Regions from separate parts of the Homo sapiens genome. Here region 1 is linked to region 2. A link is an interaction called in ENCODE POLR2A ChIA-PET data of the cell type or tissue named here. Cell type or tissue: OCI-LY7. All regions are shown on one strand. Each heading gives the region's core, and the rest is flanking DNA. Links, peaks and the distances in the headings are about the cores only.

Region 1 (2,912 bases), core at 201-2,700, 260 kb before region 2:
GAGAATCGCTTGAGGCCTGGAGCTCAAGAGCAGCCTGGACAACATAGCAAGACTCCATTTCTTAAAAAAAAAATTTTTTTTTTTGAGACAGAGTTTCGCTTTTGTTGCCCAGGCTGGAGTGCAATGGTATGATCTGGACTCACTGCAACCTCTGCCTCCCCAGTTCAAGCGATTCTCCTGTCTCAGCCTCCCTAGTAGCTGGTATTACAGGTGCATGCCACTATACCCGGCTAATTTTTGTATTTTTAGTAGAGACGGGGTTTCATCATATTGATCAGGCTGGTCTCGAACTCCTGACCTCAGGTGATCCACCGCCTTGGCCTTCCAAATTGCTGGGATTACAGGCCTGAGCCACTGAGCTCGGCCACAAAAAAAAAGAAAAAAAAATTAACAAATTAGCCAGACATGTTGGCGCCCAGTTGTACTCTCAGCTACTTCAGGGGCAGGCTAAGGCAGGAGAATCCCTTGAGCCCAGGAGTTCGAGGCAGCAGTGAGCTAGGAATGTGCCACTGCACTCCAGCCTGGATGACAGAGTGAGACAGAGAGAGGAAAGAAGAAGGAAGGAAGGAAGGAAGGAAGGAAGGAAGGAAGGAAGGAAGGAAGGAAGGAAGGAAAGAAGGAAGGAAGAGAAAGAAAGAGAGAAAGAAAGAAAAGAAAGGAAAGGCCGGCCACAGAAAGAAAAGAGAAAGAAGAGAAGAGTAAAGAAAAGAAATGAAATGAAAAGGAAGAAAAGAAAAGGCGAGGTACAGTGCCTCATACCTGCAATTTAAGCACTTTGGTAGGCTGAGACAGGAAGATTGCTTGAGGCTAGGAGTTTGAGACCAGCCTGGGCAATGTACCAAGACCTTGTCTCTACAAAAATTTTTAAAAAGTTATCCAGGCTTGATGGCACATGCCTGTGGTCCCAGCCACTCGGGAGGCTGAGGTGGAAGGATCACCTGAGCCCAGGAGGTTGAGTCTGCAGTGAGCCATGATCATGCTATTGCCCTCTAGCTTGGGCAACAGAGCAAGACCCTGTCTCAAAAACAAAAAAAAAAAAGAAGAAGAAGAGGAAGAAGAAGAAGAAAAAGAGGAAGAAGAAGAAGAAAAAGAGGAAGAAGAAGAAGGAGGAGGAGGAAAGGAAGGAAAGGAAGGAAAGGAAAGGAAAGGAAAGGAAAGGAAAGGAAAGGAAAGGGAAAAGGGATAGGTTGAATAGGGATTGTGTGTGTGTTTGTAATTTTTGAGAGCATGGCCAGGGAAGTACTCCCTAAGGCAGGGGGTCAACTAATTACGGACTGAGGCCAAATCCAGCCTATTGCCTGTTTATGTACAATGGCAAGCTAAGAATTGTCTTACATTTTTAAATAGTTGAAAAAAGTCAAAGGAAGAATGTTTTCTGACACCTGAAAGTAACTTATGTGACATTCTATCTCAGTGCCCACAGTGAAGTTTCTTTTTTTTTTTTTTTTCTTTTTTTTTACCCTGAGTCCCGATCTGTTGCCCAGACTGGAGTTCAATGGCATGATCTCGGCTCACTGCAACCTCTGCCTCCTGGGCTCAAGCAATTCTCCTGCCTCAGCCTCCCGGGTAGCTGGGATTACAGGGGTGTGCCACCACGCCCGGCTAATTTTTATTTTTAGTAGAGATGGGGTTTCACCATGTTGGCCAGGCTGGTCTTGAACTCCTGACCTCAGGTAATCCACCTGCCTCAGCCTCCCAAAGTGCCGGGATTACAGGCGTGAGCTACCGTGCCCGGTATCAATGAAGTTTTATTGGAACACAGCTATGCTCATTGGTTTACTTACTGTCTGTGGTTGCTTTTGCCTGACAAAGGCAGAGTTGAGTATCTGCCACAGAGACCCTGTGGCCCACAGAACCTAAAATATCCACCCTCTGGTTTGTTTGTTTGTTTGTTTGTTTGTTTGAGAGGGAGTTTCGCTCCTGTTGCCCAGGCTGGAGCGCAATGGTGCGATCTTGGCTCACTGCAACCTCTACCTCTCAAGTTCAAGCGATTCTCCTGCCTCGGCCTCCTGAGTAGCTGGGATTACAGGCATGTGCCACCAGGCCTGGCTAATTTTTTGTATTTTTAGTAGAGAAGAGGTTTCACCGTGTTAGCCAGGATGGTCTTGATCTCCCGACCTCAGGTGATCCGCCCTCCTTGGCCTCCCAAAGTGCTGGGATTATAGGCATGAGCCACCACGCCCAGCCTACTCTCTGGTTTTTAACCATTCGCTGACTCCTGCCCTAAGATGTCATTTGAAGAGACACCTGAGGCAGGTGAGGGAGCCAGTCATGCATTTATCTGGGGGAATATTCTAGCAGATGTCACAGCAAATGCAAAGACCCTGAAATAGGATGTCTGCTGTGTTCTTGGCAAGGCATGAAACTCACTATGACTGGAGCAGAGTGGATGAGGTCAGAAAGCAAGGATGGACCAGATCACGCACAGTCTTTGCTCCTAGCCTGAGGCAGATGGGAGCCATGGCAGGTGTGTGTGTGTGTGTGTGTGTGTGTGTGTGTGTGTGTGTGTGTGTGAGAGAGAGAGATAGGGTTTTGCTCTGTCATCCAGGCTGGAGCACAGTGGTGCAATCATAGCTTACTGCAGCCTCAACCTCCTGGCCTCAAGTGATCCTCCCACCTCATTCTCCCAAGTAGCTGGGACTACAGACATGAGCCACCATGCCTGGCTAATTTTAAAATTTCTTGTAGAGATAGTGTCTGACTACGTTGCCCAGGCTGGTCTTAAACTCCTGTCCTCAGGTGATCCTCTCACCTTGGCTTCCCAAGGTGCCGGGATTATAGCTGTGAGCCACTGCACCCACCCGCCATGGCAGTTTTGAGGCAAGCGGTGATGTGGTCTGGCTTATTTTAACAGGATCTCTCTATTTTAAGAATAGACTGGCTGGGCACGGTGGTTCACATCTGTAATCCCA
Region 2 (2,912 bases), core at 215-2,714:
TTATGGATCTGAAGCCAGCTTCTCAGTCTTCTCTCATTGTATCAGTTTCCTATGGCTTAAGGATAACAAATGTCCTTAAGCACTAAGTGGCTTAAAACAACACAAATGCATTAGCTTACAGTTCCAGAGGTCAGAAGTCCAACACAAGTCTCATGCAGCTAAAATCAAGGTTTTGCCAGTTCCTTCTGGATGTACAAGAGGAGAATCTGTTTCCTTGCCTTTTCCAGCCTTAGAGGCTGCCCACATTCCTTGGCTCATGGCCTCTTCTCCACTGAAAGCCAGCAGCGTTGGCTCTCTCTGTGCCTTTCTTCTAGAGTCACATTTCTTTCTGACTACTTGACTGTCTTCTTCTTCCACTTTTAAGGACCTATGAGATTACACTGGGCCACTTGGATAATCCAAGCTGAACTCCTTATTTTAAGGTTAGCTGATGAGTCAAGCTAATTCTGTTTACAATCTTAATTCCCTCTTGCCATGCAAGGGAACACAGTCATAGGTTTTGGGAATTAGGATGTGGATATTTTTAGAGAGCCATTGTTCTGCTGATTGCACTCCCTGATGTTCAAGTCCAACTTTAACTCATAAGCTCCTTACTCTCTTAAAATGGCCCTAGGTTGATAGTTTGGTTCCAAGACTTATAAGGTGTGTGGATAATGGTAACAGCAACAGCAATAATTACAGCAACCATACACCAAGAACATGCTATGAAGCAGGCACAGGAGACACATGATATCATCTGATCCCTGTAGGACCTGATGGAGTAGGCATCATCATCCCTATTATAGATGGGGAAACCGAGGCCTGGGCAGTATAAATAATGAGCCCAAGGTTACTCGGCTTTTAGATGGCAGATTCAAGATTGGAACTATAGCTTGCCTGACTTTAACGACTTCCGTCCTGACAGCAAATGACTAAATAGCAAACCTCTACCCTGTCTCCAAGTCAAGCTTCCTCTGAGCAGAGATTTTAGATGAGGAATAGAGATGATGTCTGTCCAATGCTTAGTGCAAAAGAGAACCCAAGACATGGAAGTTTAGTTAGGTAGCTTAAAAACAATATTATTGGCCTGGCGCAGTGGCTCATGCCTGTAATCCCAGCACTTTGGCAGGCTGAGGTGGGCAGATCACCTAAGGTCAGTAGTTCAAGACCAGCCTGGCCAACATGGTGAAATCTCATCTCTACTAAAAATACAAAAATTAGCTGGGTATGGTGGTGGGTACCTGTAATCCCAGCTACTTGGGAGGCTGAGGCAGGAGAATCACTTGAACCCAGGAGGCAGAGGTTGCAGTGAGCTGTGATTGTGCCACTGCACTCCAGCCTGGGTGACAGGGCAAGACTCTGTCTCAAAAAAATAAAAAATAAAAATAATATTGTTGCCTCTATCTCCCCTTTCCCTTTCCCCTTCTCTTTCCCTCCCCTCCCCTCCCCTCCCCTCCCCTCCCTTCCCCTCCCTTCTCCTCCCCCTCCCTTCCCCTCCCTTCTCCTCCCCCTCCCTTCCCCTCCCCTCTCCCTTCCCCTCCCCTCCCCTCCTCTCCCTGGCATCTTTTAAAGTGGGTGACAATGGGGTAAGGGTTTAGATCTAGGCTCTAAGTTTAGGCTACCCAGGTTCAACTTCTAATATTGTCACATTAGCTGCTTCCACTTGGGTCCACCTCACCCCTGTAAGCCTCAAGTTCCTCCTCATTTGTAAAAATCGTAGTGTGATACTATCTGCCTTGCCAAGTGCTGGGTGGATTAGAAACAATCATGCATGCATAGCACACGGTAAACGATCACTATTAAGCCACTCCCACATGTCCATTATTGAAGCAGGTGGTGTGAACAAGAGAGGCATGTATGGTCTTTGTTCACAAGCATCTCTCCCTCTCTCCCTCAGCCTTTCTTTCTCTGTCTTTTACACACACACACACACACACACACACACACACACACACACCAGTTAATGACATCAAGGGGGAAGTTAGGAAAGATGAAAAATTGGAGACCAAGACGGTCATAACATGGTTCTAATTTGTGGTTAAGAAATTCATGAAGGAATAGGTCAATGTGTACCCAGAGAAAGGAAAGATTCACTTATGAAGAACGTGGGAGTGAATCACAAGACTGTCACTGTCTGCAACCCTTGAAGGGGCCCCTTGACCATCTTGCTGGGCGATTTGAATCACCAGATGTGGTCTACCACAGTGTCTCTCATGCCGCTGCTCACATATGAACTTCATGATTTTTGCCATATCTCTTGCTGCCTTGTTTAGTGTTGACTTAAGATTTTTCTTTCATTATTTGGATATTGACTACACTGACATAAAAAGGAAACTTTATGTCACTATGGTAAATGGGAGGCTGATTTTCTTGCCACAGATAGAAACTGTGAAAAAAATACATACCGTTTTTTTTTTTAAAGAATGCTTTTTTTAAACTTTTTTTTTAGGTTCAGGGGTACACGTGCGGGTTTGTTATATAGGTAAATTGTGTGTCATGGGGTTTTGGTGTACAGATTATTTTGCCACCCAGGTAATAAGTATAGTACGAATAGGTAGTTTTTCCATCCTCTCCCCACCCCACCCTCCACCCTTAAGTATATATGTGTTCATGAAAATACACAACTATTAAAAGTAATACAGCCAGGTGCAGTGGCTCATGCCCGTAACCCCAGCACTTTGGGAGGCCGAGGCGAGCGGATCACCTGAAGTCAGGAGTTTGAGATCAGCCTGGCCAACATGGTGAAACCTCGTCTCTACTAAAAATACCAAAATTAGCCGGGCGTGGTGGCGTGCGTCTGTAATCCCAGCTACTCGGGAGGCTGAAGCAGAAGAATTGCTTGAACCCACGAGGCAGAGGTTGCAGTGAGCCAAGATCGCATCACTGCACTCCAGCCTGGGCAACAGAGCGAGACTCCACCACAAAAAAAAAAA

The links. Peaks named below come from ENCODE experiments on the same cell type or tissue, not always from the same donor. Only the 100,000 strongest peaks of a DNase experiment are listed, where the experiment ranks them.
Region 1: POLR2A ChIA-PET joins it to region 2 with 7 read pairs; 9 of 35 experiments call an interaction of 5 or more read pairs at or near these places.

Annotation. Positions count from the first base shown.
Region 1 is chr20:53,635,746-53,638,657 of GRCh38, forward strand. No RefSeq gene overlaps it. Among named protein-coding and RNA genes, the nearest start is that of ZNF217, 43 kb to the left of the region's middle. In OCI-LY7, for the core only: no CTCF peak of the experiment used is centred there; no DNase peak of the experiment used is centred there.
Region 2 is chr20:53,891,325-53,894,236 of GRCh38, forward strand. No RefSeq gene overlaps it. Among named protein-coding and RNA genes, the nearest start is that of BCAS1-AS1, 23 kb to the right of the region's middle. In OCI-LY7, for the core only: no CTCF peak of the experiment used is centred there; DNase peaks (open chromatin) are centred at 1,747, 2,147 and 2,577; H3K4me3 peaks cover 1,162 bases; H3K27ac peaks cover 2,438 bases.